3 separate regions of the Homo sapiens genome follow, and regions 2 and 3 are each linked to region 1. The links are chromatin loops, found by intact Hi-C in ENCODE. Cell type or tissue: gastrocnemius medialis. All regions are shown on one strand. Each heading gives the region's core, and the rest is flanking DNA. Links, peaks and the distances in the headings are about the cores only.

Region 1 (5,800 bases), core at 324-5,323:
AAATATAAATTATGTACATTTAAGGTATACCATTTGATATTTTGATATATGTATACATTATGCAGTGACCACCACTCTGAATCCAGTGAAGGTATCTATCAGCTCAGAGTTCCGTTTTTTGGTGAGATCACTTAGAATCTAGTCTCTCAGCAAACTTCAAGTATACAATACAGTATCATTAATTGTAGTCACCGTGCTATACATTAGACGTCTAGAATTCAGTCATCTTGGATAACTGAAATTTTGTATTCTTTGACTAACATCTCCCCATTCCCTGCTCCCTTCAGCCTCTGGCAACCACTCTTCTCCTGTCTGTCTATTCCTACGAATTTGAGTGTTTTAGATCCTGCATGTAAGTGAGATCTTACAGCGTTTGTCTTTCTGTGTCTGGTTTATTTTCTCTAGCATAATGTCCTCCAGGTTCACCCATATTATTGCAAATGAGAGAATCCCCCCCCCCCCACTTTTTTTTTGCCCAGTCTGGAGTGCAATGGCACAATCTCAGGTCAGGGCAACCTCCGCCTCCCAAGTTCAAGTGATTCTCCTGCCTCAGCCTCCTGAATAGCTGGGATTACAGGCACCTGCCACTACTCCATGTGAATTTTGTATTTTTAGTAGAGACAGGGTTTCACCATGTTGGCCAGGTTGGTCTCGAACTCCTGACCTCAGGTGAACCACACACCTCAGCCTCCCAAAGTGCTGGGATTATAGGCGTGAGCCACCATGCCGGGGCTCCTTGTTTTCTTAATAGATGAATAATATTCTAGTACGTACATAAATTTTAATTAAATATTATTCTTTTATATATATATATAACCTTTTTAATTCATTCATTTGTTAATGGGTGCTTAAGTTGTTTTTATTATTGTGAATATGCCGCAGTGAACATGGGAGTGCATATCCTGATTTCATTTCCTTTTATTTTATTTTATTTTATTTTATTTTATTTTATTTTATTGAGACGGAGTCTCACTCTGTCACCCAGGCTAGAGTGCAGTGACTCATTCTCGGCTCACTGCTACCTCCACCTCCCAGGTTCAAGCGATTCTCCTGCCTCAGCCTCCTGAGTAGCTGTGATTACACGTGTGAGACCCCATACTTGGCTAAGTTTTGTATTTTTAGTACAGACGGGGTTTCACCATGTTAGTCAGGCTGGTCTCTAACTCCTGACCTCAGGTGATCTGCCTGCCTCAGCCTCCCAAAGTGCTGGGATTCCAGGCATAAGCCACCGTGCCCAGCCGACATAGGAATTTATTTAGTGTCACCTTGTAGGTCACTGACCTATCAGGGACAGGCCTCCAAGCTTCTGACATCCAGTGATAGCTTCTTAGAGGTGAATGATGACGGCTCCTGTTAACATTTTCTGGCAGGCACTGCGTGAAGCACTTGGCATAAATGACCTCCATAGATAGGTGCTATTATCATTTCTGCTTCACAGTTCAAAAAGTAAAGGCTTAAAGAATGTAAATAATTTACACCTGAGTGACCAGTACCTACACCTCAGAAGAGACCCTGTCTCTCAGTCATGCTGTGCTGCCAGCGTTGGAAATAGGTAGCAAGTCTGTGGATATTAAAAGAATGCTTTTTCAGAAAAAACAAACAAACAAACAAACAAAACCGAATGCACTTTTTAATTATCTGATTCCTTGTTGTCACGTCTTTATCAGGTAGAATGCACAATAGGTTATCATTCCCTTTTCACTGACGCAGAAACAGATGTGGGCTCTCCTGGAATGTGTTATGAATTGGGTGAGGGGTGCCGTTCAGGATGGCGTTCCTGGGTCAATGGATTTTATTTCCAGTGAGTAGATATGTGGGCGTAGGTCCTCGTTTCTCATGTCTACTCCCTCTAGTAGAGATGATTTTACTCCACAGCAGGAAAGATGCCTGCTACACCACAAAGGGTATTATTTCGGTTACGGTAATAACGCATAAGGGTGTGTTTTCAAAGCTGGGCAGTGCATGCTTGCCAGGTTGCAGGGTGATTCTTGAGAGCTTTCTGGGCCCATCCTAGAGAAAAATCTCCAGTGAGGCTGCAGTTGCAATTTATTTCCTCATTCTAGCAAGAAAGCTCTTGACGATACAGCAGTGTTTGTTTTCTGCTTGGTAAAGTAGAAAGGAAAACAGCAGAAATTAGCACGGCGCAGCGCTGATGCCAGCCCAGAGGCAGGGCCTCTCCTGGTAGCCCCCCCGCTGCAAACCTTTGCCGCTGGAAAGCCTTCAGCTGCGATGAGATTAGCAGATGCAGCAGTTCACTCCAAGGCGCTGTGCAGTTTTTTCCCTGTTCCACCAGGTGTTGCCAGAGAACATTGAGCGGAGCTGAGCTCCGGGCGAAGTGTGTTCCCAGCTGCTCTGGAACACTCGGGCTGTTCTGAAGGCAGCAATTAAATGAGTTATGCTGACCGGAGCAACCCTCTTCCTTGCACGTTTAAATATGCCTCCCGTGTGCGCCTCATGCCTCACATTTCAAATAAACACATTTTTGATGTGCCTTTGGATCTGCTCACACATTGTTATATTGGAGGAATCAGAGCAAGCAAGGCTGTGCGGATCCAGGCTGCAACTCAGGTCCCAGCTGCACCTGTGGTCAGCCTTCCCTGTTACCAGAAAGTGGACAGTAAGCTTGGATGACACAGAGGGGGTTCTCAGTGCTAGGGTTTTTGCCTGGTAAGTAAAGGTAGTTCCTTCTAACACCTGTTTCCTTTCCACTCTTCCATACCTGGAGCATTGAGATCACAGTCCTAGGTCTGTGATTCTCAGGCAGTTGTGGCTCTGTGTCCCCAGGGTGCATTTGGCCATGTCCAGAGACATTTTTAGTTGTCACGACTGGGCAGTTGAGGGATGCAACTGACATCGAGTAGGTAGAGCCTGAGATGCTGCAATTGATCCTGCAACACACAGAGCATATCCCCCACAACAAAGAATTACCTGGTTTGAAATATTGGCAATAGTGAAGGGAAGGGGAGAAACCCCATTCTGGAGGTGAAGGCTTTCTTGGCAAGATACCCGCATTGCCCAAAACACAGAGTACAATCTTTGAAACTGTGGTTTTTCCAGAAAACCTCATCTAGATCATGACACCTAAACATCATGCCTCACCAAGGTAACATCCCCACCAAGGATTAAAGAAGAGTTGCCATATGCCATGGGCCTACTATGTGCCAAATACCTTGTTCATACGGTTTCTAATCCTTACAGAAATAATGTTGAGTGGGATTACTGCACTGCGTTATAGAAGAGTAAACCGAGGCCCAGAGCTCTTGCTTTCCTTGTTCAGAATACCTGGCTACTACGTATGGGAGCCTTGTTTTCATCCAGTCCCTTCCTTTTACTGTGTCACCCTGTGGCCCAGAGGGTGGATGGATGTGGGTTTCCAAAAGAAAACCTACTTTCGAATCTTGCTTTTGAGTGGACAGTAAATTAGAGAGTGATGCAAAAACATTTAGAAGGAAAAACAATTAAAAAATACAAACTTTCCGGAATCCAGTGTTGGCCTGCCTCTAAAACTCTCTGCCTTCCAAAGTGACCACGCACCCACATGGCAGATTGTTACCTGACACCTTCTGAGTCCCTTTTCAGTTACTGCTTTGGCAAATTACTACAAATTCCGTGGCTTACAACATCACAGAGTGACTCTCTTAGCGTTCCAGAGGCAAAAAGACTGAAGTAGGTCTTACTGTACTAAACTTGAGGCTTCTGCAGGGCTGTTTCTTCTGGAAATCTAGGGGAAAGTCCATTTCCTTGCATTTTCTAGTTTCTAGAGGCCACCTGCTTTCCTTGGCTCATGGCCCCTTCCTCCGTCTCCAATGCTATCAGTGTAGCATTTTCAAATCTCTCTCTGTCTCTGCCTCTGCGTTTGTATGTCCTGTGATCTCTTAAGGACCCAAGTGAGTATGCTGACTAACCCTAAGATAATCAAAGATAATCTCCCCATCTCGAGACCCTGATCTTAATGTTTTTTATTTTCATAGGTTTTTGGGGGAACGGGTGGTATTTGGTTACATGAGTCACCTTTAGTGGTGATTTGTGCGATTTTGGTGTGCCCATCACCAGAGCAGTATACACTGAATCTGATTTGTAGTCTTTGAATCACATCCATAAACTCCCTCTTGCCAGGTAAAGTGAGGATTAGGACATGAGCATGTTTGGGAGAAGGATGTTACTCTGGCTACCACAGGTAGTTTAGAGCTGCCACTGCTAGGGATAATGGGAATAAAGTAAAGGAAAAGCATAGAATTTTGACTTCAAGGGATTTGTATGGGTGTGTGTGTGTGTGTGTGTGTGTGTGTGTGTATGTGTGTGGTGCAGAGAAGAATGGCACACAGCAAAAAGAAGCCATGATACTAATTATTCTCAGACAGGTATGATTATCATCAATCATATGCATCTTTGTATCCCCAGAGGCTGCTATGTTGCCTGGTAAGTGGGGTGGTAGGGGCACAGTTTGTATTTCCTGTGTTAGTTTTTGTAGGGAAGGTAAGAGCAGTGTTCAATAGAAATACAGAAGAAAGACTGCTTATTATAGCAACCAAAATATGGCAGCATACCTATTATCTTAATTGCCGTTAACATTCACCTTAATACAATGCTGGTTGATATGCAGAATAATAACCTAGAGACTGTGCAAGTCTTCACAGTGCCTTCTGTATCTTCATAGATTCAGTCTATTCCATTACACTCTGGTGTTGTACAGGTTTTCATATTTCACTGGGGGTGGGAAAACTATGGCCCTGGGACCTAATCTGGCCTGCGGACTATTTTCCTAGACAGAACATTATGGGAACACAGCCATGCCCATTTGTTTACCAATCGTGGGTGGCTGCTTTTGGGCCGCAATGGCAGAATTGAATAATCACAATGAATGTATGGCCCACAGTGCCTAAAATATTTATTCCGTGGCTCTTTACAGAAAAAAAGAAACTGATAACCCTTGCTTTACACAACTGGATGCTGGCAAGCTCCCTTAGGGAGGACAGAAAGGTTGATTAACCAGAACACAACACTCTCACAACATGGGGGTCAGAACATACACATTCTTTGAATTACAGTATTTGTGACAACCTCCTATTGAACGTCTTACTGCAAATAATAAAAGTCTCAAGTTAAGGGAGACTGACACTCAAATCATTTAGATTTTTTTTTCTCAGCTATGTTTAGTGAGATAAATTGTGCTTCACTGCAGTGACTTGTAGATGACAATACAGCAGAAGAACTTTTAATACGGCGACTGTATTCATTTTGAAATTTTAAAAAATGTTAGACTGTGTCTGAGCACAGTAAACCATTCAAAACTGTCACTGCACAGAGATGAATGGGAGAAACAGTGCATCTCTGAAAATATTCCGTAAATATCCTTAAATTATAACGTCTGTTTGATCTGCTGAGAAGTAGCTAATTCCCGACACTTTTCATCTCTCTAGACTGCCCATCGATTGTCCTGAGTATTGCGATTGCTGTTCCTGATAACTGACTTGATAATTTAATTTAATAAGACCTTATCTTGGTCTAGAGGAGCAATCAAGGCTGCTATCTCCTACAGCACGTTTCTCCACCATTGACATTTTAGGCCGAACATGTACTTTTTTGTTATAGGTAGACATCCCATGCATTGTAGGATATTGAACAGCATCCCTGGCCTCCTATCCACTTTATGCCAGTAGCATCCCCTCCCTCCTTGTTGTGTTGTTACTACCGAAAATGTCTCCAGATACTGCCATTGTCCCTAAGGCATGGGGGCAGGGGGGTGGTTAACATATTCCCCAGATAAGAACCATTGTTCTAGAGGTATGGTGTTGGAAGC
Region 2 (5,800 bases), core at 560-5,559, 210 kb after region 1:
TGGTTTTGAGAGGGAAAAGAAAATGACAGGAACTAAAAATGCGCCATGCCTGACTGCAAAGTCACATTTGAAAGGTGGTCAGGTCTTGAAACAAGCTCACCCTAGGGTTACAGGGGCGATCAGATAATATGAGCATCAGAGAACATCACAGACTGTAAAATAGAAATAGAAGAGATTCATGTGATCACCAAAGTCACCTCGACTGATTATATCCATTTCAGAAAGAACCTGGCCACGGATCACATGACTTGATGCTGGGCTAGGTGATGGGAAAGTGGATTTGGATCTCAGTATGAAGTTTAAAAATGAAGAGGGTGGTTATAACACTCTTTGATTGCTTATCTCAAAAGGGCAACTGTATTTGACCTCGGATTTACCCATACCAAAGGTATTGGTTTTCTGTGGGCTAGAGTGAACCATGATTCATCTCAGAATTGGGTCAAAAGAAGGTCTATGAAGGCTCCCTCACATTTTTTCCTCCCACTTCCACCACCAAGAGTCTATTACCGTTAAGAGAATGACTTTTAGTCATACTTTTAGCTGTACCTCTTTTCAATTCCCTTCCTACAATTTGGATACAATAGCATCTGAGAAAAGTTAAGATTGTCTAGAACCCACCTTTGATCACTGTGGTCCCTGACACAAGTTTGCTCTATTTTATTCAGATTGGCATTGGGCTCAGGGTGATTTGGCTATAAAAAGTCCTAGGTATAAAGCATGCCCTGTTTGGGATGAAAGAGCACAGTGTGGGTTTACAAGGTAACTGTTACCATCCAAGCCCTTCAAAGCAGCAAATATTCAGGTGCCCCTCTTGGCTCCAACACTTTCTCATACCCACCAGGAGGACTAGACTCGAATCAATGGCCATAGGGAGCAGTTCCTCATGAACCATTGACCTTTGGCTCTGGGATGTTTTGCATAGTTTACGCATCTGCCAAATTCAAATGCAGTGCACTTCAGTGAACTGGAACAGGAGAGTCCAGATTTAAGTCCCCGAGCAAAGGATTTTCAGCCTGGAAATGTTCCACTTCAAAGAGTTTATCTTGCACATCTGTTTACCTTTGCCTCCCCTTTTAGTTGTAATTCACTTCGCTTCTCTCCTCTCCTCCCCTCTTCTGTCTTATCAGATTTTATTCCAGCCCTGCCCATATTTGGCCTTAATTTTTATCTGCGTCCTTCTAGATCCCACAGAGGGAATGCAACTCATCTTTGATGAAGCCTGTGGGGTTTTTTGATCTTCAGATAAGATCAGTACTTGCTTATGTGCTAAAAACTGCATTTTTGAAGTAAATTGGTTCTTTTTCTTGTGTGTGGGAAGTCTGTCAAGAACTGCTCCCCCCAAAAGCAGGGGGTGTCAAGGTAGTCCTTGTACAAGAAGCTTCACATCCAGGCTATGGGAAGCGAATGAGGTTTGGATATCCGACTCTGGAAAAATTTCACAGGGGAAGTTTTAAGTTACCATTGTCCACATAGTGAGAAACTCAAACCATCAACAACAGCAAGCCACTTGCAGGTACTTGCTCTGTGCTGAACACCTTGTTTCTCCTCAAATCCTTATGAAAATGCTATCCCATTATTTTCATGATCAAATTATGAAGTCAAGGTTTCTGGGAAAGCTTACCTCATTCGCCAAATCACAGAACTACCATGTGAAAAATTCTGGTTATTATATAAAGGTCTTTTTTCCTAAGTTTCAACCCCATGTTTTTTCACTGCTTTGCTACGCAGCATCCTCAGGAGGTGTAGATGAGGGCATGTCCTCAGTGTCTTCTATTCATGAGGTCACAGAATATAATAATGAATGAAGGCCGGGTGCGGTGGCTCACGCCTGTAATCCCAGCACTTTGGGAGGCCAAGGCGGGTGGATCACGAGGTCAGGAGATTGAGACCATCCTGGCTAATACGGTGAAACCCCATCTCTACTAAAAATACAAAAAAGTATCTGGGCGTGGTGGCGGGCACCTGTAGTCCCAGCTACTGGGGAGGCTGAGGCAGGAGAATGGCGTGAACCTGGGAGGCGGAGCTTGCAGTGAGCTGAGATCGTGCCACTGCACTCCAGCCTGGGCAATAGAGCAAGACTCCATCTCAAAATAATAATAATAATAATAATAATGAATGAAAACACATTTGCATTTAATATTGTCTGCCACATGCCAGAGTTCATGTTGAGAACTTTACATATATGTACGTAAATTAGAAGTTTTCAGGAGAAGTATTGTTACCTTCGATTTGCAGGTAAATTAGATCCAGTGAAGTTATGATGCCAGTGGGTGCTGACTCTGAAAGTTAAGGAGTAGGGCCAAAGCTGTTATCTTTGTGACTCCAAAGCTCATTTTCTACCTACAAGCTGCCTCCCACCAATGCTTTAGTTAACCCAAGTCCTAGATTAGTGATTCTTAATATGGAGTGACCTTTCTCTTAGGGGAATTTGGCAATTTCTGGAAACATTTGTTTCATTGTTACATCTTGGGTGGTGGTGGGGGCGGGGATTGGGGAGTGTTGTTCACTGCTGACATCTAGTGGGTGGAGGCCAAGGACGCTTCAAAACACCCTGCAATGCACAAGACATTCCTTGACCACAAATCGTTATCTGGCCCAAAATGTCAATAGTGCTGGGTTTGAGAAATTCTGTCCTCATTGACGCTATTCGAGATGCCACATATTCACGGAATACCTTAACAACTCTCATGCCCCACTGGTTGCTACCACTAATAATGTATGAACAGCTGCAGTCATCAATGGCAGTCAAAGAATTTGAAGACTTTCATGTAAATGTTTCATCTTTGGAGCATTGTATTGTGATTATTTACTCCAGAAGGGAAAAGCATAAACTTTGATTTGATACCACACAGCTGTGTTGGGAGTCCCCAAGACCACTCTCAGGCTCCATGATTGATTAGAAGGACTCAGAGTTCAAAAAGGCTGTTACACTCACAGTTAGTTTATTATAACAAAAGGATACAGATGAAAAATTAGCAAAGAGGAAAAGTACATGCAGTGAAGTTTAGAAGAAACCTAGCAAAAGCTTCCAGGTGTCCTCTCACCGTGCAGTCACACAGATGTGCTTAATTTTTCCAGAAATGGCATGTGACAGCACAGGCATAGTGTTATCAGTGAAGCTCACCTGAGCCTTAGTGTCCAGCGTTTTTGTTAGTGGTTACTCACATAGGCAAGCTGCACCTGCATGACTGACCAACTCTCAAACCTCAGCCCATGCTATGGAGGTGTGAGGAACAGGAATTCACCATAAATAGTTACCATAAACAATTGGATCAAACCTATATGGTGTGGTCCAAGGCCTCAGGCATACAAAAACAATTTTGTTTTTGTTTTTGGGATGGAGTCTCTCACTCTGTCACCTAGGCTGGAGTGCAGGGGCGTTATCTTGTTTCACTGCAACCTCTGCCTCCCAGGTAGCTGGGATTACTGGTGCCCGCCACCACACCCAGCTAACTTTTGTATTTTTAGTAGAGATGGGCTTTCATCACGTTAGCCAGGCTGGTCTTGAACTCCTGACCTCAAGCAACCCTCCCACCTCGGTATTCCAAAGTGCTGGGATTACAAGTATGAGCCACCATGGCTGGCGCAAAAATAGTTTTATCAGGCAGATAATATTCTAAGGCCTGATATTTTATCTCCCAGGAGCTGGCCAAAGTCCAATCCTAAGGACAAGCTGTTGTGGAAAATGTGCAAGGTTTGAGATAGCCCAGGCCTGCTAGAATCCACCCTTCCCTGCACAACCATTAAAAAAAAAAAAAAGTAAACTTGCAATTTATAGTGACATCTGTAATGATGGTAGTAGTGAGGATGATGATGGCATAAGAAACATGATACCACTGGGTAGCTTGACTGTAAGAAAACCAAGCCAAATTTAGTTATGAAAGAGAAAAGAATGTACAGCTTGTTAGCTTAAAGCAGGGGTCTTCAAACAACTTATCACTGTAGGCACAGATAGTGTTTTTGACTTTGTAATCCCTATGATCCCTGTTTCAACTACTGAGTTCTGCCATTGCCGTGTAAAAGTAGCCATAGACAATGTGTAAATAAATGGGCATGATTGTTTTCCAGTAAAACTAAGGACGTGGAAATTTAGATTTTATACAATTTTCATGTGTCACAAAATAGTTGTTTTTTTTCAAACATCCAAAAACGTGAAAGCCATTCTTAGTTTATGGCCCGTACAAAAACATTGTCCCTACTTTGCTGAGCTTGGCTTGAAGAGCTCAGCGGTAATAAAGCCACCAGTTTAAGCCCTTGAGAGTTTTTCTTTTGGTTTTTTAAATTGCACAGCTTTAGCGGTTATATACTACATGAACCCATGACCTTAGCTGGATGGCACTCAGTTGTTTGATGTTCATCAGGGAAGGGCCAAAGAGACAGACCGTGTATTAACACTTAATCCTTGTTTCCATGAATTCACCTTTTATTGCAGAATTATAGTATCGGGCGCTAGACACTGTGCTAGGTGCCGAGGTACCAAAACAGACCCAGGCTTTCCCTCTAGAAGTCAACAGGGTAGTAGAAGGATGCAAAACAAACTGTCAATGCGGGTATAGTACACAGTGATACCTGCTAGAGCCAAAAGAATAACAAGGCTCTCTGCATGAGGAGTCAAGGGGGTGGTGTAAATTGAGTCTTAAAGGGTAAGAGTTCACCTGGTAAGAAAGTGGGTAAAGATCATTGCAGGAGGGAATATGGAGGTGGTTGGTAGGGTCCCAAGCTGTTTCTCAACCTTTATCTTTAGAATCCATTGAGAAAACTTAAAAAAAAAATACACATGCTTGATCTTCACCTGATACCTACTGATGGGAATTTCTGAGCCAAGTTGACGTTTTTTCCAAAGGCTAAGGTATATTGATCTGTTGAGATTAGAGAGTACCTTCTAGAGAAAGGTTGCATAAGACCTTAAAATTTTACATAATGAAATCTGAATTTTGGAATTTATCCTTTCAGTGGTAGGCAGCCATTGAAAGCTCTATTAAAAATAACAATTATAATTAAAAATAAATAAGGAAGACACCTGTTGGTGAGTTAGTACTTGTATCTATATTCACACTGAGTAACAGTCTTATAATTAAGACTTGTATTATTACTAATATGTGCGTGAAGCCCTGTGGTGCTGGGAGACTTAGGAGCAGATTATCAACTGTTCAGCAACCCTGCAGATTGGGTTCTTAATTACTAATCTAGTGCCTAGGACAAAGGCTATTGTGAAACTTATTTCGTGGTTTTCTCTAAATCTTTTAAGAAAGTAAATTACCAGCGATTTCAAACGCAAGGTGACATGTTTTTTTTTAATGTTTTAACTTGTTATCATTAGATTATAAACTCTTTAGTTTGAAAGACTTTTTGCTTCCCACTTTCATTGTTCTTTTCAAAATTTATTGTTCTTATTTCCCCAACAAATTAAGTTGGTGTATAAATAGAAATAAATTCACCCAATAGTGTTTAATACCCTTTCTGTTAATTACATGTAGATACTCATTCTCTACATATAAAACAGAGCTGTCCTGTTGTCTTTTGAAAATGTAGTTTTGAAGAACCAACTGACAAATGGCAAAACCCTACTTTGAGTAACTTCATCAGTGACAGTTAATGCATTTCTAGAACTTCCATGGAATTGTTATAACACATTACAGTCGACATATTGGTTTATGAAAAATTAATAAAGCCAGTGGAAAATGGAATTCCGCATCTGCATTAGCTATTTACACCAAAAGAATCAGCCAGAATTAATTATGCCGTATGCTACGTTCTAATGAGTTTTTCATTAAACTGTATACCATTATGGAAACTAAAC
Region 3 (5,800 bases), core at 560-5,559, 520 kb after region 1:
AAAGTCTTTGGGGGAAAATGAGCCTCTTGCACTCGCACGGAGGACATTTGTGCTTCTCAAACACTTTATAGCTCTCCAACTCTGTGGGGATTAAGGTTTGTATGTCCAGGAAGGTTTTTAGAATGCTTTTTTTTTTTTCCAGGATGCTTTTAGGGTAATGAAATTGCGACAAGCAATACCAACCTGGGATTGTTGCCCGGGGCTCAGTCACAAGTCCCTCAGCTTCAAACTCTGCAGCCAGGAGCTCTAACATGATCTCTGGCATAGAATGCCCATATTTAAAAGTCACCGCCAAAGGACTTTCAGATCAATATTATCTGCCTGTAGCATTTCCTCACATATTACATTAAAAAGACTAATTCCTTAGAGAGTTGTAAAGATGTTTTAGTGCAGAGCATATATTATGAATGTTTCATCATTATTCCTCAGGATTTATTTAACATTTTACTCGACAGTCCCTTTGGATTTTTGATTGATTACTAGGCAAATTAGATAAGAAAACTCTTTCTGTAAGAGATTCTCGTGCAGCATCCATAGCCGTGGTGGTGATAATGATGATAGCATAGCGCTTCTTGTGTCAACAACGATGCTAAGCAGTTCACACATACAAATGTCGTTTAGTTTTTACCCCGTTTGAAGAAGATATTATCTCCATTTTACAGATGAAGAACTGAGGTTTATGGAGTTCATGAGTCAAGGTCAGGGTTTGTTGAACTTCAAAGCCAATGTTTTTAATACATGCTCTTTTCACATTCACTTAGTCCGCATAATGTTATCATGAGGTGAGTGGTCTTTCTATCAACCCATTGTACCAAGGGGGTAAGAAATATTCAGACATGCATATAGTACTGGTAGAGACTAGTTTGATCCCCAATAGCTGAGATCCCTAGCTAGTGCAGGAGACAGTTATGCTTCTCTGTTACCTGATACACCCTGATTCTCAGTGTGTATACCTTTAGGTTAATGTTGCCATGAAAAACAAATTTCAGGTTCAAATACAACAGGGAAGCATTGTTTATTCTCTGTCCTCTCTTTGGGATTCACAAACATATGCCCCAGTGAAAGGTTCTGAGACAATCTATGGAGAAGAATCCTGTTTTAAGCTTATTTTACAAATGTGTTTGGAAGTATCAGGTTCTGGAACTTTTGGGTTTGTTGGTTGTGTTTGTTGGTTTCCTCCTTATAACAACAGTTTACTTACTTGAGTATATTAAAAAAAAATCAGGCCTTCAGTGTCATCTCTTAACACTCCTCAGGCAACACTATGGTGAGAGGGTGGGCTCAATGTAGACATAAGGAACCCCATGTGTGATGGCAGGTTTTAAGTTTCTTTGCTAAGTAAATGACAGTCATTAGATTGACTGGCTCATTTTTCTTCTCTCCATGGAAATAACATCCTAAGGGATAGGTGGCATATATTCTTACTGCTGATTCTACTAGAATCTACAGAGGACCGACAAGTAGTTCATCTTCATCTTGTTTTGGAACAATTTTATAAAGTCTGTAGCTCTACTTTTCAGTATTTCAGTCAGTTTGCAAGTCATTAGGATTCTTGATGGGCAGGGTCCAGTGGATGTAGAATGAAACAAATATGTCCCCAGGAATTTTCTCCCCTGCTTCACCCAACTTTTGCCTAACCTACCTCTGAAACTTCAGGAAATACACAAGAAAATGGTGCATAGATGCTCTCTGCAGAAAGCTTGTGTATTTAAGAGTGCATTAGGAGGCCAACTTTCTGGGTTTACATACAGGCACATAATAGCAGGTACATTTGGATACATAACTCCTTTGTGTTTCAGTCTCCTCATCTACTCTACAAAATGCAGGTGAGATTTCCAGTATTAAAGACCATGGATTAAAAAAAAACATGAAGGGGTTCTGAATTCATTTTGCAGCCTCTACATACGTTTCTCTTTTATTTGTTTCATTTTTGTAGTTGTTGTTATATCACACTAATTTTCTTTTTCTAGTCAGCCTGGACCAGCGATTCTCAATGGGAGTGATTTTTTTTTTTTAAGCTACCCTAACCATTTTCCCCTTCCAGGGATTTGTCCTGTTAATAGTTGATTTAGAAAAGTTCAATTTTAAGAAAAAAATATAACTATTGTATCCATAATATAAGGAAGATAAAGAAAAATCAAAATTTCTCAATGGAAGGAGAAAACGCACCAGGAAAATGTCACTACAAGGTGGAGAAAAATTAGCAGTACTTTCTTTTTTTATTATTATTATACTTTAAGTTTTGGGATACATGTGCAGAACATGCAGATTTGTTACATAGGTATACACGTGCCATGGTGGTTTGCTGCACCCATCAACCCGTCATCTACATTAGGTATTTCTCCTAATGCTATACCTCCCCTGGCCCGCCACCCCCGACCCCAGCTCAGGTGTGTGATGTTCCCCTCCTTGTGTCCATGTGTTCTCATTGTTCAACTCAATGGGAGTAATTTTTAAGCTCCTCCCACTGCCAGGGGGCATTGGGCCATGTCTGGAGATAGTGGTGGTTGTCGCAACTGAAGGGGGGCAGTACTGGCATCTGGTGGGTAAAGCTAAATATTTTACAGTACACACAACAGTCTCAAGCAACAAGCAAATGTTCAGACCAAAATGTCAGTAGTACTGAGGTTGACTCAGAACTACTGGGCTAGAATATGTGGGGATAACACATAAACTCTTCATTTCAGGGGCTTAAAGTGCTATGTTTTGTTTTTGTTTTCTCACGTATGCAAGATCTAATGGGAATGTTTGCAGCTTGTCACTCTTCTGAGAGATGATTCTCCAAATAGTATCTAAAGGATACACACTTCCAAGCTTCTTCCATCATGTGAACTGCTGACTTAGAAGCCTTAATTTCCAACTAGAAATACAGGTGAAAGAATACACGGATGACTGGGCGCGGGCAATCGCAGCATTTTGGGAGGCCAAGGCAGGCAGGTCACCAGGTCAGGAGATCGAGATCATCCTGGCCAACATGGTGAAACCCGGGCTGTATCAAAATACAAAAAATTAGACAGGCATGGTGGTGCATGCCTGTAGTCCCAGCTACTCAGGAGGCTGAGGCAGGGGAATCGCTTGAACCCGGGAGGTGGAGGTTGCAGTGAGCCGAGATCGCGACACTGCACTCCAGCCTGGTGACAGAGCATGACTACGTCTCAAAAACAAAAACAAACAAACAAACAAAACAAAAAAAAAGAATACATGGATGATTGTGCAGATCTTTCAGGGCTCAAGCCCAGAAATGAGGTACAACCTTTCCACCTACGTTCTTATGGCCAGAACAGTAAGGTAGGCATATTAAGACTCAAGGGGTGGGGGGGCAGTGCTGGGAAATAGCCTTCCTGCATTTTCAGATGGAAAATGAAATGTTTTGATGAACACATCATATCGTCCCTGGCATGCACAGAAAGTTCGTTTTGAATAAATGCTGAATAAATAAGGCACAAGAGCCAAAATGTTTATACAGCAATTAAACAGTGGCAAAACATAATTTTAATTTAAGAGACTAGCATTGTTGCTCAGAAAATAGTTCTTAGGCCCATGCATCAAGATTTAAGCAACAGACTTAATATTTTTTAAGTACCCACTACTGTCACGCACTTGGATTGTGTTAGTTCATTAAATACCTCTGTGATATAGCTATCACACGTTTCATAGATTAGGTAATTGAAAATCAGAGAGTTCAAGATTCCAGCATGAGTGCACACAGCAAATAAGTTACAGTGTCAGTATGCAAATCAAAGACACATTCCAAAACCCCTGTTCTTTTCTTTTCATCAGCATCTTTCACCGCCTTTGTCATGCACTATTCCTATGACATGATCCTTGCCAAAACAGTCTCAGGAGCTAAGGCATTTGAAAAACTCTGAATACTGTTTTGTCTTATTTTTCTTGTAACATCACAATGCCTATTAGGTTACGTAAAGCATATACGGCTTATTTTAAAGAGACCAATTAGACCAAGTAGATGAAAGACTCCTTTATTTTCATTATACATATTAATATTCCATGCAATTAAGTAAAATAAGTCTTGGGAAATATTATTTTCTTGCAGCAGTTCTATTTGCAATTTGGAATTTAATTTTATGCCCACACCAATGCATATAATAGGTACTATTATATCTAAATCACTGTTTTTAGAGAGCAGTGTAGTGTACCTATAATGGTAGTAACTGGGCAATCCGGAAATAGAGGTTTGGTTCTTATTATTTTTAATTTTATTATTATTAATTAGCACAATGGTTTTTCCCTAGATTTTATACTTTATTTGGTTAAAATATTTACTTTCCTAGATTTGGGGGTTCATCATATATGATGGGGGTTGGTGCTGAATTAGTTAAGGGGTGGCATGTAGGTCTTATCTTCTATTCCAAATAAAATATGATTTTGTTTTGTTTTACGTTATCTGGTTTTATTTTGTTTATTTAGTGTCTCTGGGGATTAGCTTCAGTTCAGAGCCAATATCAATTCATCCCCAAAAGAGTTTTACCTTTCACCAATTTACAGTCACACTAGTAAATGGCCCTACTTGCGTCTCGGGAAAGTTTTACTGAAGATTCACAAAACACACATGTGTTCACATGGCAGGGTCCTTTGGGGCCCCAAGGATGTGAGTAGGTTTAGCTCTATAAACTGGATAGGAGGCTGTAAATCCCCACCCCAATGACTTAGGTTGGGTTCCTGCCCACCAGCTTGGAGTCATTGCCTGAATATGTCAGGAAGCCCTGTGGTGGGGGCCGCCCTTGTACTTAATTCCTAAGATCTTGTGAACAGTTATGCATTGTCACATATCCCTAGAGGTCCTGCACTCCGACTACTACTTCATCTCTGTGGGTTATTCTGGTAATTGTACTCGCCTTGTGTTATGGGCTACCTGTTTGTGACCCTGACAAAAAGACAAAAAAAAAAAAATAAATTCCAACTTAAATATGTTGAGTGTGACTGCCCGGAACAGTGTGTTGACAAAGAATCTGAGTCCAGATTCAACAGAAATGAAGAGTTCTCTGAGTGGTGCATAGGGTCTGCCTTGACCACAGGTGGCAGAAGTGGTATGCCATGTGCTGTAAATTTGTCATGACTGAACTAAGGGAAGACTGAGGTCATTTTCAACTGTAATTTCTGTGATTGCTGTGGAAAATTAGATAATGATATGCTCCTCCTCCTACCTACAAATACAATGTGGTGGGAGAACAGGGTGGGTCATTGACCAAGCATAACCTACCAGGTCCATGGCATGTTCTAAAATCCAAGTACAAGGGAATGTGAACCCTCTGGATAGATCAGAGAAATACATTGCTGATAGAGGCTGTAGGACATCTTGTAAAAAGTGAGATTTCAGCTGGATTTTGAAGAATGTGTAGGAGCTTGGCAGGCAGAGATGAGGGAAAGGCAGTCCAGGCAGAAGAAATAACACTGCTAGAGGCTGACGAAAGGAAGGTCTGTTTGATGACAGTGAATGCCCAGACTAGTGGGAGCATTTAGAGACTTTGGGCCTGAAGCAGGGACCAGGAGAGACCGTGGAACAGACTGAAGCCAGGTAAGTGGAAATCAGTTCTCCATGTACTTTCAATGCTGAACTCTGGAGGTTGCTGGCTTCCTGGTGTTCCTGTAGCTGTGGGGACTCATGCTGCTTGAAGCAGCCTCGACAGAGTGTCCTTGGAAGAGCTGTCCTTGCTGGTGGCCTGCTCACTTGCCCAATGCTGACGGAGCTGGCTTGGGGCGTCTGTCCCCTCTGCTTTTCCTCACCACCCAGGGCTCCCTTCCTGGGACTGGGCCTCATGAAATGTTTCCCGTTTCAATT

The links. A loop is a pair of places that touch in the nucleus more often than their neighbours do. Peaks named below come from ENCODE experiments on the same cell type or tissue, not always from the same donor. Only the 100,000 strongest peaks of a DNase experiment are listed, where the experiment ranks them.
Region 2: it touches region 1 in a loop (8-fold over the local background); 8 of 110 quality-filtered maps call a loop at or near these places.
Region 3: it touches region 1 in a loop (6-fold over the local background); 3 of 110 quality-filtered maps call a loop at or near these places.

Annotation. Positions count from the first base shown.
Region 1 is chr16:7,403,113-7,408,912 of GRCh38, forward strand. All of the region lies in intron 4 of RBFOX1 (RNA binding fox-1 homolog 1), which reads left to right. Among named protein-coding and RNA genes, the nearest start is that of LINC02152, 890 kb to the right of the region's middle. In gastrocnemius medialis, for the core only: a CTCF peak has its summit at 2,295 (motif pointing right); a DNase peak (open chromatin) is centred at 2,269; H3K4me3 peaks cover 520 bases; H3K27ac peaks cover 2,349 bases.
Region 2 is chr16:7,613,246-7,619,045 of GRCh38, forward strand. The region is part of intron 10 of RBFOX1 (RNA binding fox-1 homolog 1); the gene reads left to right. Among named protein-coding and RNA genes, the nearest start is that of LINC02152, 680 kb to the right of the region's middle. In gastrocnemius medialis, for the core only: a CTCF peak has its summit at 2,521 (motif pointing left); no DNase peak of the experiment used is centred there.
Region 3 is chr16:7,921,808-7,927,607 of GRCh38, forward strand. All of the region lies in intron 3 of LOC105371069 (a long non-coding RNA gene), which reads right to left. Among named protein-coding and RNA genes, the nearest start is that of LINC02152, 370 kb to the right of the region's middle. In gastrocnemius medialis, for the core only: no CTCF peak of the experiment used is centred there; no DNase peak of the experiment used is centred there.